Linked DNA regions of Homo sapiens: region 2 is linked to region 1. The links are chromatin contacts, found by Hi-C or POLR2A ChIA-PET in ENCODE. All regions are on one chromosome and are shown on one strand. The core of a region is the stretch at or near the end of the contact, and the rest is flanking DNA. Distances in the headings are between cores, read along the strand shown. Region 1 overlaps LINC02513 (long intergenic non-protein coding RNA 2513). Region 2 has its middle 55 kb from the start of TLR10.

Region 1 (6,545 bases), core at 2,796-5,295:
ATCCTACATGGCTTCACGAGAGAAGGGAAAATGTTTATCATTTCATTTTCCTGTGCAGAAAGGACTTCAGCCTTTCTGTCAATGCTAAAGATCTATCTTCTTTCAAAGATAGGAAGTCAGGGTGTCTGCAAAGCACATATTTTCCCACTGGGCTGACCCCAAGTTGACCTTTATACTCCTCTCCACTATCTGTTAATTCCTTGTGTCTGGGTTCCAATGGAAGTGTGGACAGAATGAATGAATGAAGTGAGATAATGGTTGCCTCTCTCACAAAGCTAACACATAGTAGGCTCTCGAAAAAGGCTTCGTCTAATTAAAAAGCAATATTTATTTACTAGCTCTGGCAGCAGATTTGGTCAGCAAAGAGGTCAAAGGGTTGACTTGAATTAGGTTTGAAGGTTGGCTGGAATTCAATTACCCATGACCCTCTAGTCTCTCCTGCCAGCCATGATTAATGGAGGCTGGCTAAAGTAGGATGGGGTTAGTAACACTGAAATCAACCTTCTCTGGAGAATAAAGACGCTGAAATTATCTAAGGAGCATTCTCAAGCCAGATGAGATTTCTTAGGTGGGAAATAACCTTGTGATTCAGCCCAATAACATCAGGGATCAGATCCAGAGACAAAGGACATGCACAATAAAGCTGGGGAATCCTTGCTCCTAATTTTTTCTGACAATCACAGGGGCCTCGTCACCCTGCCTAACATGGATAAATTATCATCAAGGGCTGTGGATGGTTTGGATCTGGATTTTTAAACATCTTGCTTGAGGATATTTGGGGTATACATTAGGGAAAAAGGTCAATTAAAAATCAGATAACTGCATCATTTAAAATAAGAAGAGACTCTACCCTGATCATCACCACTTTCCTTTTTCCCAATACAGATTTTTCCCTCTCGGCCTCGCCCTAATGTTGATCTAATTGCCTTCTCACAATACAAGAAGGCCTTGAAAACTCGGGATTCAGCTACAGGTTTCTTTTTATATTAAAACTTTCTTTTGGAGCTGATCTCTTAGAAGATATTTTGAAAATATGAAGATAATAACAGTTTCTTGTTTGCTTGTTTTCTGTTATTATTTACTAACTTTTTTGAATAAATTTTCAACTTTTTCCAGTCCTTTTGCTTTTGTCTAGCAATGTCTTATGCAGTAGGTAAGGGAAGCTCAAGGAGACATTTTTCCTTTTTGTTATTGTTCTAAGTCTGCACCTCAGTTTCTGTCCTGCTTTGTTTTCAGAGCTCAAGTTCTGTAGCCTATCCTAATTTGCAAGGCTGGCTTATGAGACAAGTTAAGGAATCATTAAGGCACCTACCCTTTGCCTCTTCATTGGCCAAGTAGCTTAATTAACTTAGTTGAAATGCAGTCTAGTATTATGAGAGCAATTGCATTTGTGTATCTTAATAACTTACCTGTCCTCATGCAATAGTCCACATCCCTCTAATAAAAATATATACATGCACATGCGCTTTGACGTATCGATATTCAAGCTCACAAAATAAGCTCAAACTTGAAAAAGATCCAGACTACGGCAACGTTTATTATTTTTAGAGCATAACCTAGTCATTTTGATTAATTCGTTTGGATTGCTTTTTCCTGCAGCTCCCCAGGGAGAGGTGGGAGGAAAAGGCGGTAAAAACATAAATTTTCTTTGGTGATGAGTTCGCATGTTTAGAACTGTAACATGGCAAATCATTGTGAAATCTTCTAATGGATGCCTGTCTCATGCCAAATAAGCCCAGTACCCAAAGCACATCAAGAAATAATTGAAAGACACTGGACTGAATCCAAAAGGTTGTGGCTAATGTTTCACCTAATCTCTCTCCCAGGTCTCTCCTGCCTACTGCCGGCCCTACCCACAAGATGTGAACTTCAGAGCCTTCTTGCAACTGCTTCTTGGCTATTTTCACCCTCTAACCCTCTGGAAGAAGAATGAGGACTATTATGAAGGCAAAAGCATAAAAGGGGAAAAGATTAGCCTCCAGAGTAGGAAGATTGGGTTGTTGGAAGCCAGCACAAGTCTTCCCCTGAAAGAGTTAATTCGCCTCCAATGGGGGTAGGGACTGACCTGGGAGGGGCCTCAGCCTACATAGGACAGGCCTAAAGGCCCCATTGGGGCTGAAGGTGACACTGGGTCAGATCCCTAGGATTCTGCAACTTGAGGTGGGAGTGTCTATAAGCTGGAAACAAAAGTTTCAAAAAAAAAAAAAAAGCTCATTTTGTTTTCAATTCGTTTTATCTTGGCTCTATCTCAGGCACCACTGACTTCAGACCTTTCAAAGCTAAGGGTGGGGTAGGGTGGGGCTTAGTGATTTTTTTTCTTAAAGAGAGAGAACAGGGAATGTGCCTTGAACATGCACAATTTGCTTGAACATGATCATAGTCATTAATAAAAACATTGAGCAATATTTGCTTCTATGTCTTTGGAACTGGCATTTGCAAAGGTAGCATTGACAGATCAGAGAACAGAAAGGAATTCTGCGGTTACTCGTGGAGGAATTTGGACCTGTGAGATATTCATGATGTTAATTATTTATAATTTCAGTTGTTTTAGGCCAGGCTTTGAGCTTCAAGATAATGTGCTCAGAATTGGCAACAAAAATGGTCATTTTTTTGCTAGTAATTACTGGCTTTGAGCTTCAGCTATTTTAGAAGGACACAGAGAGATCTTTAGATCATGTATTCCTGACTTAAGCAAGGAAGGAAAGAAGGAAGGAAGGAAGGAAGGAAGCAAGGAAGGAAGGAAAGAAGGGAGGGAGGGAGGGAGAGAAAGGAAGGGAGGGAGGGGAGGAGGAGGAATAGGAAGAAGAAAAGAAAGGAAAGAAGGAAGGAAGGAAAAAGTAAGGCAGGGAGGCAGGCAGGAACAAAGAAAGAAAGGAAGAAAAGAAGTAAAAAAAATTTTTTTAAAGGACAACCCACAAAACCTCAGAATTTAACTAAGTTCCAGGCCTGAAATTTATTTTTTTGAACAATAGAGATGCACTATACTGTAAGAAAACACAACATGTAAAAATTCAAACTTGCCAAACTAAACAGAGAGAAGTTAAACATTTTACAGGAAAATTTGCTACTAGGACATGTTAAATAAAAGCGCCCTCAGTATCTTTAAACTAGAGATTGATGTACACTTTAACCTTTTAAAACCACGTAAAGTGAAGTCTCCCATGTAAATATCATTCTTAATGTGGAATATCCACACTTGAAAGTCACACATTGCTGGGGTTCAACCTCAGCTTCACCACTCATAGCATGTGACTGTGGCCAAGTTACTTCACCTCTCTGAGCCTCAGTTTCCCCATCTGTAAAATGAGGGCAGTGATAGCACCTGCCTGATTAGACTTAACTGAGTTGCTACACAGAAAGCCATGAGGAAGTCCTGCCACTCAGCAGGTGTTTCATGGCTCTTAGCTTCCTAAGCCTTCTCTTTCCTTCCTACTTCTGGGACCACGTGGTTCAGCCAGCATGGAACAAAAGAAAATTTGACCCACTTTGTAGCTTTAGATGCCTCAGCTTTATGCCAAGTAAGTTGTAACCTCAAACAAATGGGACCCAGAGAGCTTATGGCTGTTTCTGCCTTTCTCATATTTATTTATTTTTTAAACAAATACTTGTATAATGCTTACTATGTGATAGGCATATTCTAAGCACTTGGCAAATACCGACTCATCCAATCTTTTATAACAACCCTATGAAATATATAGTATTATTTATTATTCCCATCTTACATTTGAGGAAGCAGAAACACAGAGAGCTTAAGTAACTGGTCCAAGGACCATAACAGGTACCTGCACAGCCAAGAACTGAACCCAGACAATCTAGTCCATTCCCTCAGTAGGTCTCATGGGTGTATTATTTATTTGGAAGGCCTGCTGAAACCAAAGCAGCCAAATGAAATACCAGGGCCAGTTCTGCACAGACTAAAAAATAACAGCAGGGCCAGAAGTACTGAAGTTGCAAAACCCTCTGCTGATAAGCTTTCACTGCCAGAACCTCAGACCAGAGAGATCTAGATGAAGTTGACTGAATAAGCAAGCTGATTTCCAGTCCTTTGGCACACTGCCCTCTCTCCACTCCTACCACCTAAAAGGGTGCAGACTCCTCTCAGGTTTCTTCATTCTTCCTCACTCTCTTGGCTCAGTGAATGTGAAATTGCTGGCTGTTGCAGCCTAAGTGGGTGGAAGGGTGGCTGGAGGACGGAGAGCATTCAAGTAGTCAAAGAAAAAAAGAAATAACTTGTTTTAACATTTTAATAACTCTAATTTTTAAAATTATCAAAGCAATACCTTTTTTTTTCTTTTTTTTGACAAAGTCTCACTCTGTCACCCAAGTTGGAGTGCAGTGGCACGATCTCGGCTCACTGCAACCTCCACCTCCCGGGTTCAAGTGATTCTCCTGCCTCAGCCTCCCAGCAATACCTCTTTATAGCAGACATTGCAAAGTGGCTGACTCAGCCCCAATTCCTAACACACACATCCCCATCCCTCCTTCCACTTTCCAGCTGGGGATGGCCATGTGACACAAATCTGGCCAGTTAATGTTAAATCTGTGATGGCGTTCTCGTTTGTGTTTTCCTGAGACAGTCCTTCCTGTTCCTTTCCTCTCTCTTTGAATGAATGTGTGATAACTGGTGGGTACAATGACCACATGAAGGCCATGAAGGAAAAGCCATAAACATTTCAGACATTGGTCTTGGCATTGTTGAGCTGCTGAACCACTATTGTTTGAATTTTTGTTACTTACAGCCAAGGACAATCTTATCTTTACAAAGTTCATTATTTTAAAAAGTTAGAAAATACAGGAAAAATAATAACAATGGGGGAAAATAGCATCTGTAATCCTACCATCCAGAAATAACTAAAATCAATATTTCAACATATATTCCTTCAATTTTTCCTCTTTTTTATTGTTTTACAAAAATTTGGAGTAACGCTCCAGAAATAGTTTTGTAACTGATTATTTTACTTACCAATGTGCTATGGCCATTTTTCTATAACAATTATTCATCTACTTATCATTGCATGGATGTTCCAAGGTTTATCTAGCCATTCCCTATTGTCAAATATTTGTTATTTTCCATTTTTAACCATGGTAAACAGTAATAGTGTGAACATGTTTGTAGATGCATCTTTATCTGATTATTTCCTTAGGATAAATTCCTAAAATTGCTGTGAATTGCTGGATTAAAGGGAATGCACATTTTATAGGCTTTACGGACCTATAGATAAAATGCCGTTCATAAAGGTTTTACCAGATTTTCTGCATTCACTTATATTGTGTGCCTTTTTGTTACATCACTATCAACACTGGGATTTAAAAATGTCTGTCAGCTCAATACGCAATGTATAGATTAATTTAAACTAATTTAATAATTTATTGTTTGACATTGTATTAGTCCATTTTCACGCTGCTGATAAAGACATACCCAAGACTGGGCAATTTACAAAAGAAAGAGGTTTAATTGGACTTACAGTTCCACATGGCTGGGGAAGCCTTACAATCATGGTGGAAGGCAAGGAGGAGCTAGTCACATCTTACATGGATGGCAGCAAGCAAAAAAAGCTTGTGCAGGAAAACTCCCTCTTATAATAACTATCAGCTCTTGTGAGACTTACTATCAGGAGAACACCAGGGGAAAGACCTGCCCCCATGATTCAATTACCTCCCACTGGGCTCCTCCAACAACACATGAGAATTCAAGATGAGATTTGGGTGGGGATACAGCCAAACCATATCAGACATATTTCCATGACATCATTTCCCATTTTCAATTCTATGAATTACCTATTATGTACCAAACACTGGTCTAGGCAGTTTGCATATTCTTTTTTTAAAAATCTTCACAAACCATTATCTTTTATTTTGAGTGAGTAAACTATGGCTCACTCATAGTAAGGGGCTAAGTTACTTGTCTGAGATCACACAAACTGGTAAGTGATCAAACTAGGGTCCATAACTAGGTCTGCCTGACTCCAAAGTAGAAACTATAATAAAGGTTTTTGTTTGTTTGTTTGTTTTTAAAAAAGATGCTACATAAGTTCTTCAGGTTCTGGTTGAATCAATCAGGAACCAGTGAGAGAAAGACAGCTCTCTCCAAGGAGTAATTGAAGAGAGTTCATGGAAAGCACTATTTGTGGAGGTGTGGGGAGGAAGAAGGGACCAGTCAAAGGGTAGAGAAACACCAAGGCAGTATCAGCAGCAGAAAGCTGCTGTAATCCCAGGCCTGGAGGGGTAGAAAGAGGGCCCTCTTTGGCAATCTGGTGAGATCTGCAGCAGTGGGAGAGTGGCAGCTATGTGACCATAGAGTCACAGCTACTGTCAAACCACAGAGCAGCCTACAGACATTATACCCAACTCTGATCTCCTATTGGTGCCTCCTATTAGCCAAATCCAACCAGAAGCCAGAGGACAATGAAGTCTGGAAGTATTGTCCATGAAAATCAACCTCCTGGACACACAAGAAAGGAAAGTAGGGTGGAGAATGGACCTGCAGTGCTCCAGCCCGTTTGCTCCCTATTCCCTTTAGAAGAGCAGAGCCATATCCTCCCACA
Region 2 (6,395 bases), core at 2,954-5,453, 340 kb after region 1:
GTGAAGACCGTATAGAGAGAAAAAATCTAAATGGAAGTCCGCAGTTGCTGGGTACTTTAAAAATGTCTTTCTAAGGCCGGGCGCGGTGGCTCATGTCTGTAATCCCAGCACTTTGGGAGGCCGAGGCAGGTAGATCATGAGGTCAGGAGTTTGAGATCAGCCTGGCCAATATGGTGAAACCCTGTCTTTAAGGAAAATACAAAAATTAGCCCAGAGTGGTGGCACACGCCTGTTTTCCCAGCAACTCAGGAGGCTGAGGCAGGAGAATCACTTGAACCCGGGAGATGGAGGTTGCAGTGAGCCGAGATCGTGCCACTGCACTCCAGCTTGGCAACAAAGCGAGACTGTTTCAAATAAAATAAAATAAAATAAAATGAGTCTTTCTAAGTGCACCTTGACATTCTCGAAACTTTATTCTTGTGCATTGGAAGTATTTTATTTTCCTTTCCGGGTGTAAAAAGCCCAAGACTGAAGCCAGGAAAAATGAATTCTGGTCCTGGTTCTGCTGCTATGTGATATTGGACCATCCGTTTTCTGATGGAAACCTGGGTCATTTGCTTTGGGGGTTGGTCCTCTGATGTCTTAGCAGGGACTTTGATCTTCTTGTGCGCACACAGAAGCTGTCAGGCTCAGGGAAACCTACATACATGGTCCACGTTGAAATGAGGGTCTAAAGCCTTGATGTAAGCACGAAAGCGTGTGGGCAGCATGCAGCCCTACAAGCAGGCATTGATCCTCAGTGGGTCTATGGGTCAAGGTTTATCCAGCCCCAGCTGGACCAGAGAAACCCCTTTAGGCTTATGTATTAGCCCTTTTTCATACTGCTGATAAAAGCACACCGGAGACTGGGCAATTTACAAAAGAAAGACGTTTAATGGACTTACAGTTCCACATGGCTAGGGAGACCTCACAATCATGGTGGAAGGCCAAAGGCATTTCTTGCAGCAGCGAGAGAGTAGATGAGGAAGAAACGAAAGCGGAAACCCCTTATAAAACCATCAGATCTCATGAGACTTATTCACCACCATGAGAATGGTATGGGGGAGCCGCCCCCATGATTCAATGACTTCCCACCAGGTCCCTCCCACAACACATGGGAATTATAGGAGTACAGTTCAAGATGAGATTTGGGTGGGGACACAACCAAACCATATCAGCTTGTTACACCTCTCCAGAAATGGGAAATTTTTTTTTTTTTATCACTTTGGTGCTTATAGAGGCTTCCTATGTGCCAGGTCTGTTCTAAGCACTTTACACCTGATGGCCCATTTCATCCTCATGACAAATCTATGGAGTAGATGTACTTTACCCCCCGCCGCCCCAAGAGCTCCAAAATGTGAGGCCTTGGGAGGGTAAAGCATTTATTCAAGGTGAGCATTTCCTACAGTAAGAGGCAATCTGGCTGCCGGGTCCGTGTTCTTACCCACAGTGCTAGTGATTTTTCTACAGGCACCAGAAGAGCCTCCTCATTCGTGGTTTGGGTTCCCTGGTCACTAGATCCCAGGTGGACAGTGCTAAATTTGGGCATGCCACTCACTGCAGTTTAGTCACACCTTAGTCTCACGATTTGGTTTTTCTGGAGAACCCTAACTAACACAGTACCTACAGGGTGTTCTGTAAATATACATGTTTCATCAATGCATGGATTTGATTTTGGTATTTTGAGTCTCCTCTGGGCATCAGTCTACAACTCATCTTGGGGATGGTTTATACCTGCAAATAGTCCACCTTATTAACTGCTTTCTTCCTAGTTTCTCAGTGAGTGACATTTTCCTGACCTCTTTTCCAGAATCTAGAAGCAATTTTCCAAAGCCCATTTCCTAAAGGAGGCCCTTACACAGAGCAGTATATACCCAATAAGGGTCTTTCCTTTCCTTTCCTTGAACCCTTATCAAATCTTTCTAGTCTTTTTTTTTTTTTTTTTTTTTTTTTGAGATGGAGTTTTGCTCTTGTTACCCAGGCTGGAGTGCAATAACGCGATCTCGGCTCACCGCAACCTCCGCCTCCCGGCTTCAAACTATTCTCCTGCCTCAGCCCCCTGAGTAGCTGGGATTACAGGCACACACCACCACGCCCAGCTAATTTTGTATTTTTAGTAGAGATGGGGTTAGTCAGGCTGGTCTCAAACTCCCTACCTCAGGTGATCCGCCTGCCTTGGCCTCCTAAAGTGCTGGGATTACAGGTGTGAGCCACTGTGCCCAGCCAAATCTTTCTAGTCTTTCAAGGGTAAACTGATACACAGCTCTCCAGTTTCTTTATTTGTGTCATTTCATTTAATCGTTCATTTTATTTTATTTTATTTTTTGAGATAAGATCTGGCTCTATCACCCAGGCTGGAGTTCAGTGGCACAATCTCAACTCACTGCAACCTCTGCCTCCCGGGCTCAAGCCATCCTCCCACCTCAGCCTTCTGAGCAGCTGGGACTACAGGTGCACACCACCATACCCAGCTAATTTTTGCATTTTTTGTAGAGACAGAGTCTTGCCATGTTACCCACGCTGGTCTCCAACTCGTGAGCTCATAAGATTTGCCTGCCTCAGCCTTCCAAAGTGCTGGGATTAAAGGCGTGAGCCACCATGCCTGGCCTTCACAGTTCTTTTTTTTTTTTTTTTTTTTGAGACTAAGTCTCGCTCTGTCTCCCAGGCTGGAGTGCAGTGGCGCGATCTCAGCTCACTGCAAGCTCCGCCTCCCAGGTTCACGCCATTCTCCTGCCTCAGCCTCCCGAGTAGCTGGGACTACAGGAATCGGCCACCACGCCCGGCTAATTTTTTGTATTTTTAGTAGAGACGGAGTTTCACCATGTTAGCCAGGATGATCTCGATCTCCTGACCTCGTGATCTACCCACCTCAGCCTCCCAAAGTGCTGGGATTACAGGCGTGAGCCACCGCGCCCAGCCCACAGTTCATTTTAAACTTCAATCTAGAAATGGGAATCTCAAGCAAAAGAAGGTGGATGTTTTTATTTAAGGCCCTCAAAGGAGATAAGGAAGTTCAAGAAATTTTCCAAATGGAGTTGCAAGCAGAGAGAATCATGGAGACTTACAAAGGTGCTCGATCTTAACAGGAGCTGTTATTTGTTTGCAGATTTGCCTGGGATCTTCTTGTGGGCCTACATACTCCCCATTGTCACTGCAATAGAGCCAGGATCCAGCCCAGTGCCTGGTCAGAAGAAGCTCCATTAGTGCTTAAGAACTGTATTCAATTGGAACTTTCAACCAATTCAATATGGTCACAACGGGTTGGCTCCTAGTAAGCTGCTCAGTAAGTGTTTCTTCAGGTGACGTTGGCAAATGAAAGGCAGTAAGGCCCAGTGATTTCAGATCCAGACTGTGGTACTCAGAACCATATAATCCTGGGGTCAAATCTCAGCCTTGCTTGCTTCTTTCTGCGTGCCCTGAGCCTCTCCCCTGTAGAGAACCTATTTCACATTGTTGCTATGAAAATGACATGAGATCATGAATGTGAAATTTATCATAGTATTGCTCATACTACTACCTTGGGCTGGGAACTATTCCTGGGCTTTCTCATTTAATCCTCTTGCAATTCAAAGAGGAAGGCGCTCTTAACTGCCCCACTTCTTACAGATTAAGAAGTTGAGGAACAAGGGCTGGAGCGGTGTCTCCAAGGTCACGAAGCTAGTAAGAGTGGGTATAGATCGCAGATGCAGTGGCTGGTCTTAACCGTTAAGGGAGAGCTACGAAGTCCCACGTGTGGACAGTAAGTACTCAGTAAAAGTACACTGTTACTGTTACTGCTGCTGCCATTGTGCTGGACAGCCGGGGAAAGTGAGGGGCAGAGAACTTGAGTCCCCATAGCTACTCCATAACAGAGCCAGAACCACGGGTGGCTCCAACATTCAGATCTGGGGTACCAAGCCTTGTTGCTTGTTTCTTAACTGCTTTCTCCAAGGCCTGCCCTGGGCAGCCACACCCAGAGTTCTCACGACACCCTGGAGCTCTTGCCACCCAGAAGTTCTTGCCACACCCTGCCTGCTCCCGGAAGGTAACAGGGCCACTGAAGAAGGGCTGCATTGTTGTGGCCTTAGCCTTGGCCCTGAAGGCCAGGAGGACAAACACTTTGGCTTGTAAGTACTGCAAATCAATAAACAGTAAAACTCAGAATAAATGCCCTCTTGAACTTCAACTGACCTCAACTCCAAGCTGGCTGGTCCTGAGGACAAATACCCAGGAACGTGATTCCAGGAGAGAATACTTCTGCATGGCATCCAGTTGCTACCTGGCAGGAGGGTGTTTGCCTTTGAGAGAGGTGGGGGCAGGGGTATCAAATTCTCCTGGGGAAGACAGGAAGTTTGCCAGCGCCACCCAGAGCAGAAAAAAAGTGTGGCAGTATCAATAAAGATGACAATAGCAAGAGATCTCCTTTTTTCCTCAGAGTCCTGGCCTGCATGAATAGGTGAAATCACAACAGCTAAGATTCAGTGAGTGCTTCCTGTGTAGGCCACGTGCTGCACTTAGGACCACACGCATGGGTTCGTTGAATGCACTCAACAACCCTATGGCATGGATTTTATTATTTTCATTTTTCAGGTGAGAAAACCATGGTACAGAGAAAAGTAAATCGCTTCCCCAGGGGCTGCTCGGCCCCCAGGAGGCAGAACCAGAGTCTGAACCCAAGCGATCTTTTACGGCCCTCCCCTGCAAGCTGGCAACGGAGTATTTCCCTTTATGGTCCCTCTCATTTAATTTTGAATCAGATGTCTTATGCCAAAGTATATACAGAAAGGACACCACTTTGGAAGGTATCTTTGTCCATTCTGGCTACTATAACAAAATACCATAAACTGGGTGTCTTTTTTTTTTTTTTTTTTTTTTTTTTTTGACGGAGTCTCGCTCTGTCGCCCAGGCTGGAGTGCAGTGGTGCGATCTCGGGCTCACTGCAAGCTCCGCCTCCTGGGTTCACACCATTCTCCTGCCTCAGCCTCCTGAGTAGCTGGGAATACAGGTGCCCGCCACCACGCCCGGCTAATTTTTTGTATTTTTTTTTTTAGTAGAGATGGAGTTTCACAGTGTTAGCCAGGATGGTCTCGATCTCCTGACCTCGTGATCCTCCCACCTCAGCCTCCCAAAGTGCTGGGATTACAGGCGTGAGCCACCAGGCCCGGCCAACTGGATGTCTTATAAACAACAGAAATTCATTTCTGACAGTTCCAGAGGCTGGAACTCCAAAATCAAGGCACAGGCAGAGCTGGCATCTGGCGAGGTTCTGCCCTCTAGTTCATAGATGGTGCCTTCTCACCATGTCCTCCCAAGGTGGAAGGGGTGGGAGGTCTCTCTTGGGCATCTTTGATGAGGGCACTCTTCCCATTCAGGAGGCCTCTGCCTTCATGACCTAATCACCTCCCAAAGACCCAGCTCCCAGTACCATCACCTTAGGGGGTAGGATTTCAACATATGGATTTTAGGGAAACACAAACATTCAGACCATAGCAGAGGGGATGAGAGACCCCTGAAGCCTGCTAAGGCTCCTGAGAGCAGCTGACAAATGTATAGGATTTTGAAGAAACTTTTAAAGTCCCAGGGCAATCAACTTTGTTCCTGCTCTGAGTCTGAGAGGTCCCCATTCAAAGTTAGCCCCCTCATTCAGTCTTTTTTTTTTTTTTCTTAAATTTTGAGACAGGATCTTACCCAGGCTAGAGTGCAGTGGCACAATCACGGCTCACGGCAGCCTCCACCTCCCAGACTCAAGGGATCCTCCCACCTCAGCCTCCTGAGTAGCTGAGACTACAGGTACACGCCACCGTGCTTGGCTAATTTTTGTATTTTTTGTAGTGACAGGGTTTTGCCATGTAGCCCAGGCTGGTGTGGAACTCCTGGGCTCAAGCAGTCCACCCACTTTGACTTCCCAAAATGCTGGGATTACAGGCCTGAGCCCCTAACTCAGTCTTTATTGCACAGCATTAAAAGGGTGGAAGGAGCGCTTCACAGAGCCATTCTCCTCCTCCCACCACCATGAGAGGTACAAATTCTACCAAACCTCGTCTCCTGTCTGCCTCTGGTGCAGGTTGAGGTTTGGCCTTCAGGGATTGCTCCTCTGAGCTAATTTCTTGCAAAGGATGTGACAAAGGTCACTAGAGAGAAAACACCTCAGCACGTGTTCCATAGGCCAATGCGGTGAGTTCAGCACAGCCCCATCAGCACGCAGACCATGTGAGAGGACTCATGCATGGGAGGCCACCCACGAACAGGGCTATTTTAATAGAATGTCTTCGGGTGTGGTGAGAAAAACCCCGGCTTGGAGTGTTTGTGGTTCATCTGGAATCAGGCAGCGCTGTTATAAGCTTGGGGCCTATACAGGCTTCCTGGGTTTCTGCTTATTGATACACATTGTAGGTCCTCCAAGAACGGTCCTGAATCATTCCCTTGGTTATGTCCAT

The links. Hi-C counts contacts between places; a loop is a spot of excess contacts on that map. ChIA-PET counts read pairs that join two places held with the same protein, here RNA polymerase II (POLR2A).
Region 2: a loop to region 1 is called in a map of Calu3, with 6 times the contacts of the local background. The contact joins two enhancer-like sites. A Hi-C loop is called at or near these places in 1 of 168 maps with a recorded cell type or tissue (Calu3). POLR2A ChIA-PET finds 5 or more read pairs at or near these places in 2 of 52 experiments (HEK293 and MCF 10A).

The regions. Positions count from the first base shown.
Region 1 is chr4:38,383,551-38,390,095 of GRCh38, forward strand. LINC02513 (long intergenic non-protein coding RNA 2513) reads left to right here. Exons shown (of 2, transcript NR_149123.1): 2 at 1,827-2,209. Among named protein-coding and RNA genes, the nearest start is that of LINC02513, 20 kb to the left of the region's middle. RefSeq lists an enhancer at 1,938-2,232. Within about 2 kb of position 4,046, at least 9 of the 41 ENCODE cell types and tissues checked have a DNase peak (open chromatin) inside an H3K27ac peak, as active enhancers do.
Region 2 is chr4:38,724,753-38,731,147 of GRCh38, forward strand. No RefSeq gene overlaps it. Among named protein-coding and RNA genes, the nearest start is that of TLR10, 55 kb to the right of the region's middle. RefSeq lists an enhancer at 6,094-6,395. Within about 2 kb of position 4,204, at least 8 of the 41 ENCODE cell types and tissues checked have a DNase peak (open chromatin) inside an H3K27ac peak, as active enhancers do.